Linked DNA regions of Homo sapiens: region 2 is linked to region 1. A link is a loop called in an ENCODE intact Hi-C map of the cell type or tissue named here. Cell type or tissue: CD14-positive monocyte. All regions are shown on one strand. Each heading gives the region's core, and the rest is flanking DNA. Links, peaks and the distances in the headings are about the cores only.

The links. Peaks named below come from ENCODE experiments on the same cell type or tissue, not always from the same donor. Only the 100,000 strongest peaks of a DNase experiment are listed, where the experiment ranks them.
Region 2: a loop joins it to region 1, with 10 times the contacts of the local background. A loop is called at or near these places in 7 of 110 quality-filtered maps.

The regions. Positions count from the first base shown.
Region 1 is chr7:90,518,507-90,523,895 of GRCh38, forward strand. No RefSeq gene overlaps it. Among named protein-coding and RNA genes, the nearest start is that of PTTG1IP2, 52 kb to the left of the region's middle. In CD14-positive monocyte, for the core only: a CTCF peak has its summit at 2,220; no DNase peak of the experiment used is centred there; H3K27me3 peaks cover 280 bases.
Region 2 is chr7:90,459,362-90,464,750 of GRCh38, forward strand. No RefSeq gene overlaps it. Among named protein-coding and RNA genes, the nearest start is that of PTTG1IP2, 7.6 kb to the right of the region's middle. In CD14-positive monocyte, for the core only: no CTCF peak of the experiment used is centred there; DNase peaks (open chromatin) are centred at 2,160 and 3,970; H3K4me3 peaks cover 1,015 bases; H3K27ac peaks cover 873 bases.

The DNA.
Region 1 (5,389 bases), core at 236-5,235:
ACAAGGCAAAATAAACTGCCCAAGATTATGTGATTTTCAGAGTGGAGACAGGATTTCAAGCACACAGCTTTTGTCTCATAAGAAGCTGATTCTTTGTGAGATAGCAGCTCAACCTTTTCCTTTAAATATGTATAAAATCATTCAATAATTGGTTATCATGCCATAAAAGACTTCCCCGTCAGTGAAACTGAATAGTTCTGGAGAAAAATGCTTTCTCAACTATACACCCATCAACCAGAAGAACCCATGCTTGGTTTTAAAGTTAAGGATAGGTTTACTTTTTATTACCCTTTTGTTTGGTTTGAATACTTCCAGTGATTTCCAGCTCAAATGTTTACTTTGTTCATCACCATAAAAAAATCCCAAAACACATAGATTATATTAAGGGCAGTCTTCTAGTCTGCCCTTAGAAGAAATCAAATACTGAAACCCTAGGGAATCTGGTTCCATTCTTAGGCTTTATGTCCCATGTTGAATCCTAACACCATTTGAAAGCTTACTATGTACAAAACATTATAGGTTGTTGATAATAATTGCAATAGCAACATTGCATGTAAAAATATTACAAAACCTCAGTGGACATCATGCACTATGGATACATATTCTACTGGAAGGAAGGATGTTTTCATATTCTCTTGCATAAACTTGCTGCTCTAGCCTATAGACAGAGATTATTTCATCTTTAAAGATAATTAAAACAGAAAAAAAATAATGGAATGTTTATAAACATCTGCAATTGCCAATATGGTTTTTTGTTTTATGTTTGTTTTTTGCCACAGGAGAGCAGAAGAAAAAACTTACAGTTCAAAAATGCTTAATCAAGTGTTGTTGATTCTCTAAAATTTCTCCTCAAAGATGCCTGGCAAAATATCTCCAAAAGAGCTTTTAGCATTCTATAATCATGCATTCTGATTTGTTGCTCTAAGGGAAAAAAATAAAATCTAGAATTGCTTAAACGGTAGAACTATTTGCAATATTTTATAAAATTGAGCTATATTAAGTACAGTGTTACAAGATGGTTACTATATTGTACTATTTAGTAAATACTTTCTGATGTCTTAGAGTATATACCATTTGGTTTAAAGATAAGTACATTTTGAATATATGAATGATAAACATAGCATTTTGCTAACTATTAAAATGTTGACCCTCAGATCCTTAGTCAAGATAAAACTTTTACCATATTTTTCCTTTGAGGATAAAAGAACAAACTTGCATTATTATTATTAGCTTATGGAATAAAAAGAATAAAATTTTATGTAACTTTAAATTAACAAGGCATTGTCGCATTATAATTCAATGAGTTAGGCTTTTTCCTTTCTCCATATCCTTCTTCCTTCACCTCCTTCATTCTTCTTTGTTTGGGTAACCATATGCCCCAAATTGCATAAGAAAGTCTCAATTTATGCCTGTTGTCTTAGTGTAATTAAAAATACAACATCCTCAAATAAACATGTGAAAACATATTTACCATCATTAGTCACTAGGAAAATGCAAAATAAAGCCAAGTTCAGATACTCACTAGAATGGTTAAAATTTTTTAAACCGTCCATACCAGTTGTTGACAAAGATGTAGAGAAACTTTAATTTCACCCATTTCTGTAAAGAACCTAAAATCGTGCAACCACTTTGCAAAATCAACAGTTTCTCAAAAACTTAAATACAGCTACCAGTGGTAACTCAGCCATTCTACTCCTAGATATTTACATAAGAAAAATGAGTACATATGTCCATACCAAAACTTTTCCATGAATGTTTATAGAAGCTTTGTTTATAATAACCCAGAACTGGAAATCCAAATGTACATCACCAGGAGAATGGATAAACAATTTATAGTATATCTATACAATGGAATACTACTCAGAAATAAATAGGACCAAACTATTGATACCACAACATGTAAGAATCTCTAATTGTGTGAAAGAAGTCAAATGAAAAGGGACATAATGTATAATTCTGTTTGTATAAAATTCTAGATAATGCAAACTATAGTGACAAAAACCAGGTCAGTGGTTGCCTGGAGATAGGAAGTAGGGAATGAAAGGAGGAATTACAGAGAGGCACAAGGGATGGTGGATATGTTTATCATCTTGACTGTGGCAACAGTTTCACGGGTGTATGTCAGAACTCACCAAACTGTGCGACTTAAATTTGCAGTTCATTGCGTGTCATTTATGTCTCATTCAGGCTGTTAAAATAGCGCCACCTTTTGCTTTCAAAAGTATCACAGTTTAAATGCTGGTAAAAGTCTATTTCTTGATCTAAATGCTGGTTTAATAGATTTTTAAATCTGGGTGTTAATTTCATAGTTTACTCGGTTTGCAAAAATCCACTCAAAATATGTGCACTTTTCTACACATATATTAACTTCAACTCACCTTTTTCCTCCAAAAAGCCTAAAAGATTCCCTGAGGGGGATATGCAGAAAATGTCCCAACTAGACAATAAATTACAAGGACACCCTATTGTTTTTCATTTTCAACTTCAGAAACAAGAAAACTAAGATTAGAAACAACTTTCAAAAAGCCACAAAAATAGGAAATATGTCAGTGGAGACTTCAACTAGGGAATTTTTTGCTTGAAAGTCTATATGCTTTCCTGTGTTTTTTAGGTCAGTGAAAGAACTGGCCTATCTTTAATAAAGGTTTGTTATGTTAAAAACCAATCATCCTTCTGTAATCCCTTGGCCCCCTTTAGGAGGCCAAGGTGGGTGGATCACTTGAGGCCAGGAGTTCAAGACTGGCCTGGCCAACATAGCAAAACCCCATCTCTACTAAAAATACAAAAAATTAGCTGGGGCATGGTGGCACATACCTGTAATCCCAGCTACTTGGGTGGCTGAGACATGAGAATCACTTCAACCCTGGGGGCAGAGGTTGCAGTGAGCTGAGATTGCACCACTCTACTCCAGCCTGGACAACAGAATGAGATTCTGTCTTAAAAAAAAAAATCATCCTTATTCCTTATGATCACCTCTGTACACTCATATAATTCCTGACAATTCACATCAGATTCCTTCTCAGTTAAAGAATAACATTTATTTCCATAATTAGAGCACATTTTGGGACACAAAGCAACTGATCCTTGTCAGTTATCACAATGGTGCACATATGGTCTTTGGGACAAGGAACTATAATAGGAAGTGTTTTATGGAAACAAAAGACTTCCCACTAATGGAGAGAATATAATTCTGACCATAGAATAAAATGGCCAATAGGAGAAAATGATATATTCATCAGTATTTTGAGATACAATAAACAATTATGAAGAAAAACCCATGCGCCAATGGAGAGTTTTACATATTTTGGTGGCAATAACTCCGTGGAAAATCTTTTCTCTGTGGAAGATTATTGATTACCATAATAAAAAGAAAGAAAGAAATGAGCTTTTGATATTAAATAGCCATTTGGTTTAGAAATAGACATAAAACAATGAATTGATTTTAAAGTAATAAGGCTCATATAATTTTAATAATCCCACCCCAAATATTAAGTTGTATTATTAAGGTCCTTTGCATGCAGTAGACCTTCAAAGTGGTGTAGACTAATTCCAGTTCATGGCCAGTTTAGCTTAAGGAGAGGGAGGGAGAGGGTAATAAGGCAGGCAGGGAAGAAAAAGAAAACGATAGCCACAGCAGAGCAAGAGACAGCTGAGTAATGCTCTGCAGGTTTCTGAAATGTTATTCCCAGTGATCTTCAGCTGTTACTTAAGGCTTTGGGCCCCTTATATAGTGTAGAAGTTTCTTTTGGTTGCCTACCCAATATCTCTTTCTTTACACACAGGTGCTAAAATGCCCCTGATTTTGTTTAAGTAGCTACCGTTCTCCATATGGCCATATATTTGAGGGAGGCTGACCTGATTTTTTTTTTTTTATTATACTTTAAGTTTTAGGGTACATGTGCACATTGTGCAGGTTAGTTACATATGTATACATGTGCCATGCTGGTGCGCTGCACCCACTAACTCGTCATCTAGCATTAGGTATATCTCCCAATGCCATCCCTCCCCCCTCCCCCCACCCCACCACAGTCCCCAGAGTGTGATATTCCCCTTCCTGTGTCCATGTAATCTCATTGTTCAATTCCCACCTATGAGTGAGAATATGCAGTGTTTGGTTTTTTGTTCTTGCAATAGTTTACTGAGAATGATGATTTCCAATTTCATCCATGTCCCTACAAAGGACAGGAACTCATCATTTTTTATGGCTGCATAGTATTCCATGGTGTATATGTGCCACATTTTCTTAATCCAGTCTATCATTGTTGGGCATTTGGGTTGGTTCCAAGTCTTTGCTATTGTGAATAATGCCTCAGTAAACATACGTGTGCATGTGTCTTTATAGCAGCATGATTTATAGTCATTTGGGTATATACCCAGTAATGGGATTGCTGGGTCAAATGGTATTTCTAGTTCTAGATCCCTGAGGAATCGCCACACTGACTTCCACAATGGTTGAACTAGTTTACAGTCCCACCAACAGTGTAAAAGTGTTCCCATTTGTCCACATCCTCTCCAGCACCTGTTGTTTCCTGACTTTTTAATGATTGTCATTCTAACTGGTGTGAGATGGTATCTCATAGTGGTTTTGATTTGCATTTCTCTGATGGCCAGTGATGATGAGCATTTTTTCATGTTTTTTGGCTGCATAAATGTCTTCTTTTGAGAAGTGTCTGTTCACATCCTTCACCCACTTTTTGATGGGGTTGTTTGTTTTTTTCTTGTAAATTTGTTTGAGTTCATTGTAGATTCTGGATATTAGCCCTTTGTCAGATGAGTAGGTTGCGAAAATTTTCTCCCATTTTGTAGGTTGCCTGTTCACTCTGATGGTAGTTTCTTTTGCTATGCAGAAGCTCTTTAGTTTAATTAGATCCCATTTGTCAATTTTGTCTTTTGTTGCCATTGCTTTTGGTGTTTTGGACATGAAGTCCTTGCCCATGCCTATGTCCTGAATGGTAATGCCTAGGTTTTCTTCTAGGGTTTTTATGGTTTTAGGTCTAATGTTTAAATCTTTAATCCATCTTGAATTGATTTTTGTATAAGGTGTAAGGAAGGGATCCAGTTTCAGCTTTCTACATATGGCTAGCCAGTTTTCCCAGCACCATTTATTAAATAGGGAATCCTTTCCCCATTGCTTGTTTTTCTCAGGTTTGTCAAAGATCAGATAGTTGTAGGTATGCGACGTTATTTCTGAGGGCTCTGTTCTGCTCCATTGCAAGGCTGGTTCAATATACGCAAATCAATAAATGTAATCCAGCATATAAACAGTGGCCTGATTCTTAGTAGATAAATCCTAACTGCTCTATGGCACTCTCACTTTACTTCCAGTCACTGTTCTAGAAAGGACACATAACTCAATTCTTACCATCCAGAAATGAGAAATCTGCTGGAA
Region 2 (5,389 bases), core at 86-5,085, 59 kb before region 1:
TATTGGAGCTCCATTGTAGGTCATTTGTTTCTTTTCTCTTGCTACTTTTAGGATCCTTTGTTTATCCAAGAGCCATTTTGGTGGAGTGTGGGGGAAAAGTCTGATTGGAGAGGGTTTAAGAGACAGTTGGGGCCAGGTGTGGTGGCTCATGCCTGTAATTCCAGAACTCTGAGAAGCCGAGGTGGGTGGATCACCTGAGGTCAGGAGTTCGAGACCAGCCTGGCCAACATGGTAAAACCCCATCTCCATTAAATACAAAAATTAGCTGGGCGTGGTGGCACACACCTGTAGTTCCAGCTACTCAGGAGGCTGAGGCAGGAGAATCACTTGAACTTGGAAGGTGGAGGTTGCAGTGAGCCGAGATCCACCACTGCACTCCAGCCTGGGTGAGAGAGCGGGACTCTGTCTCAAAAAAACTAAAAAAAAAAAAAAAAAAAGAGAGAGAGAGAGAGAGAGAAAGAGACAATTGGATGAGCATTGAAGTAAATAATCAAGAATTCTCTTGAAAAATTTTCTGCCAAGGGGAACAATGAAGTGATTGCTAGTTAAGGAAGTGGCATTAGGACAAGGTATATAAGTGTTTTTAAAGACAGGATCAACAACAGCATGTTGATATATTGTGGGGAATGATCCTATAGAGACTGAAAAATGAGGGATGCAGAAGAGCAAGAAGAAAGTTGCTGGAGCAGTATTGTTGGGAAGATGAGTAGGGTGAGATCTAGTGCCCTCAGGCGGTGTATAGGGAAAATTTTCTCTGTGTTTTTTCCTCTACTCACAACACTAATCAACGATCATCAACACAGAAGATTTTGTGACCAAATATGTGGGGCTTTATTCTCCACACTCCAAGCAGCGGACATCAGCTCAGTGTCCTCTAATTCAATTCGGACACTGTCTACCCAGAGACAATGTCAGATCCTACAGGTTGAGGGCTCAGTCCCCAACACTACCCTCCCTCCTCCACCACATACCAGTTGCAAGTCCGGGCCTTTGGAACTTCTGACCAACCAGTTTCAAGGTTTTTTGTTTTTTGTTGAGACTGAGTCTTGCTCTGTTGCCCAGGCTGGAGAGCAGTGGCATGCTCTCGGCTCTGCGACCTCCACCTCCTGGGTTCAAGCAATTCTGCCTCAGCCTCCCGAGTAGCTGGGACTACAGGCAGGCACCACCACGCCCCTCTAATTTTTTTTTTTTTTGTATTTTTAGTAGAGATGGGGTTTCACCATGTTGGCCAGGCTGGTCTCACACTCCTGACCTCAAGTGATCCACTCGCCTCAGCCTCCCAAAGTGCTAGGATTTTAGGCATGTGCCACTACGCCTGACCTCAAGTTGGAGTACTCATAACCCCCTCTTTGGGTTCAATTAATTTGCTAGAGTGGCTCACAGAACTCCGGGAAACACTTACTTACATTTACTGGTTCATTATAAAGGATATTACGAGGGAAACAGATGAAAAGACGCGTACATAGGGCAAGGTGTGGGGGAAGGGGCATGGAGATTTCATGTCCTCCCTGGTGCACCACCCTCCAGGAACCTCCACATGTTCAGCTATCTGGAAGCTCACTGAACCCTTTCCTCTTGAGTTTTGATGGAAGCTTCATGATGTCAGCATTCCTTCTCCCAGGGTATAGGGTCAGACCCTCTCATGGGAGGGTCTTAAGATCCACAATCAGAAAGGCAGGGAAGCATTAGAGTCCTGCCTTGAAGCAGAAGGTCAGAGTCCCGCCCATGAGGCCTCACACACCTAACATTATCACAAAAGACTGTAACAAGGGCCATGGGAGTTAGGAACCAGGAACTGTGGATGAAAACCAATATATAACATAACACCACAGGCAGGTTTGGCTTTGAAACGGAGCATGAAGGAAAGCAGAAATGTGAGTGCAAACACAGGTAAATATTGAGTTGGAGGCTGGGGAAAGTTCCTTCTGGCTGGTTTCATTTTTTCTGAGGCAGTATAAACAAGGTCATCAGCTAAGAGTGGTTTGGAAGTGTGACAAGTGGCAGTTGTTATGTTGGGGGTGTGTGAGATTGCTGATTCCAAGTTGGCCAGAGTTGGGACTACCTTCCTTCTCTGGGCAGGATGGTACTTTTGATGAGGCAATGAAGCCTCAGTCATAAGGCACTGAGACACTGAGGCCAGCTCAAGGGTTTCAGGCATCATGGGTTGTGATGTCACTTTCTCAACCCTCTGCCTAATGTGGGATGTTGCAACTCCCTGAATAGATTCAGGGACCCAGAGCTGGTGAGGTACACATTTGGGCCAGGGGAGGAAGCAGTAGGCATACCAAGGTGATGCTCTGAGGGAGGAGATGTCCTGATCTTTTCTACTATTCTACTCCAAAAATTAAGGATCTCTGGTAGCAGACAACAATCACAATCTTCTGTTCTTAATTTAGGACAATGTCAAAAAACTTTCCATGTGTATATACATATATATGTGTATATATATATTCATATATATATGTGTGTATATATGTATATATATGTATATGTATATATATGCATATATACGCGTATATATATACATATATATGCATATATATGTATATATACGCGTATATATATACATATATATGCATATATATATGTATATATACGCGTATATATATATAATTTTTTTATTTTATTTTTTGAGACAGAGTTTCGCTCTTGTTGCCCAGGCAACAAGATTGTGCAATGGCACAATCTCGGCTCACCGCAACCTCCACCTCCCGGGTTCAAATGATTCTCCTGCCTCAGCCTCCCGAGTAGCTGGGATTACAGGCATGTGCTACCATGCCTGGCTAATTTTGTATTTTTAGTAGAGACAGGGTTTCTCTGTGTTGGTCAGGCTGGTCTCGAACTCCCAACCTCAGATGATCCACTTGCCTCGGCCTCCCAAAGTGCTGGGATTACAGGCGTGAGCCACCATGCCTGGCTCCCTTATATTTTAGATAGATAGATAGATAGATAGATAGATAGATAGATAGATAGATAGATAGATAGATAGATGATAGACAGATAATGTTTGTATATTTTGCAAATGTGGATATGTGTTTGTATATATAAATACAAAACATATATATGTGGAAATGTACTTGTAGATAGGAGAAGCAAGAGAGCAAACATGATTTATGAAAAAAAGGAGCTTTATACACGGGATTTGTAGACTCACATTGTCCCCTTCCTCATTGCGGATATTGAGATCAACTCCAGGAAAGGGCATGAGAACCTTCCTTAAGAACAATAATTGCAAATCTGTTACCATCATCTTTCCTGCCTATCAGGAGTCTTAATATGTTACTGTCAAGGGATGCTCAAGAGACAGAAACCATAACTCAAACTGGCTTAAACCAATGGTGAATTTATTGACTTGGATAGTGATAATGGAACAACCTGACTCCAGGCATGATCTGATCCAGTGTCCAGATGGATCACCAGAACCTGTTTCTTTTTCTGAAACAACTCCATTTTCATGCTGGCTCTCTCCTTATGAGGTGGGGTTTTCTGAGAAGCAGATGCCAAGACAGGATTAGATATGGTTATGGTTTGGATCTCCATGTATCAATGCAACTCAGGCCCTGTGTCCAGTAATTTTTAAAATGTCAAGTATTCCACTTTTCCTGGTGTACAGACCCCCTAGTAAGTGGTGGTAAGGACTGGGAGAATTATAGCATATATTTGTAGCAATATTGCAGAGTCCCTTCTAGGAACCTGGCCACCTCTTCATTCAATGGGTCTGGATCTGAAAATTAAATAAAGTTTGGGAAGTGAGTGATATGGTTTGGCTGTATCCCCACTTAAATCTTATCTTGACTTGTAGTTCCCATAATCCCCACGTGTTGTGGGAGGGACCCAGTGGGAGGTAATTAAATCATGTGGTGGTTATCCCAAGTGCTGCTGTTCTCATGATAGTGAGTAAGTTATTACAAGATCTGATGGTTTTATAAAGGGTTATTCCTTCTTTGCTCAGCACTTCTTCCTGCTGCCATGTGAAGAAGAACATATTTGCTTCCCCTTCTGCCATAACTGTAAGTTGAGGCTTCCCCAGCCATGTGGAACTGTGAGTCAATTAAACCACTTTCCTTTATAAATTACCCAGTCTCAGATATGTCCTTACAGCAGCGTGAGAATGGACTAATATAGTAAATTGGTACCGGGTAGTGAGGTACTGCTCACTAGCCGGTGAAAGTGAAATGTGAAAGTGAAAGTGAAAATGTGAAAGTGACTTTGGAACTAGGTAACAGGCAGAGGTTGGAAAAGTTTGGAGGCTCAGAAGAAGAGAGGAAGATGTGGGAAAGTTTGGAACTTCCTAGAGACTTGTTGAATGACTTTGACCAAAATGCTGATAGTCATAGGGACAGTGAAGTCCAGGCTGAAAATGGAGATTAGGAACTTGTTGGTAACTGGCATAAAGGTGACTCTTTCTATGTTTTAGCAAAGAGACGTGGCATTTTGCCCCTGCCCTAGAGATCTGTGGAATTTTAACTTGAGAGAAATAATTTAGAGTATCCAGTGGAAGAAATTTCTAAGCAACAAAGCATTCAAGAGGTGTCTTGGGTGCTGTTAAAAGCATTCAGTTTTACGTATTCACAAAGATTGGTTTGGAATTGAAACTTATGTATAAAAGGGAAGCAGATCATGAAAATTCAGAATATTTGCAGCCTGACAATGTGATAGAAAAGAAAAACCCATGTTCTTTCGGAGGAGAAATTCAAGCTGGCTTCAGAAATTTGCATAAGTAATGAGGAGCCAAATGTTGATCACCAAGATAATGGGGGAAAATGTCTCCAGCACATATCAGAGGTCTTCATGGCAGCCCCTCCCATCACAGGCCCAGAGGCCTAGGAGGAAAAAGTGGTTTTGTTGACTAGGCCCAGGGCCTTGCTGCTTTGTGCAGTCTAGAGACATGGTGCCCTGCATCCCAGCTGTGGCTAAAAGGGGCCAATGTAGAGCTCAGGCTGGTTGCTTCAGGGGGTGCAAGCCCCAAGCCTTGGCTGCTTACACGTGATGTTGGGCCTGTAGGTGCACAGAAATCAAGGATTGAGGGTTTGGAACCTCAGCCTAGATTTCAGAGGATGTATGGAAATCCCTAGATGTCCAGGCAGAAGTTTGCTGCAGGGATGGAACCCTCATGGAGAACCTCTGCTAGGCCAGTGCAGAAGGGAAATGTGTGGTCAGAGCCCCCACACAGAGTCCCCACTAGGGCACTGCCTAGTGGAGCTGCAAGAAGAGGGTGACCATCTTCCAGACCCCAGAATGGTAGCTCCACCAACAGCTTGCATCATGCACCTGGAATAGCTGCAGACACTCAATGCCAGCCCATGAAGGCAGCCAAGAAGGGGGCTGTACCCTGCAAAGCCACAGGGGTGGAACTGTCCAATGCTGTGGGAGCCCACCTCTTGCATCA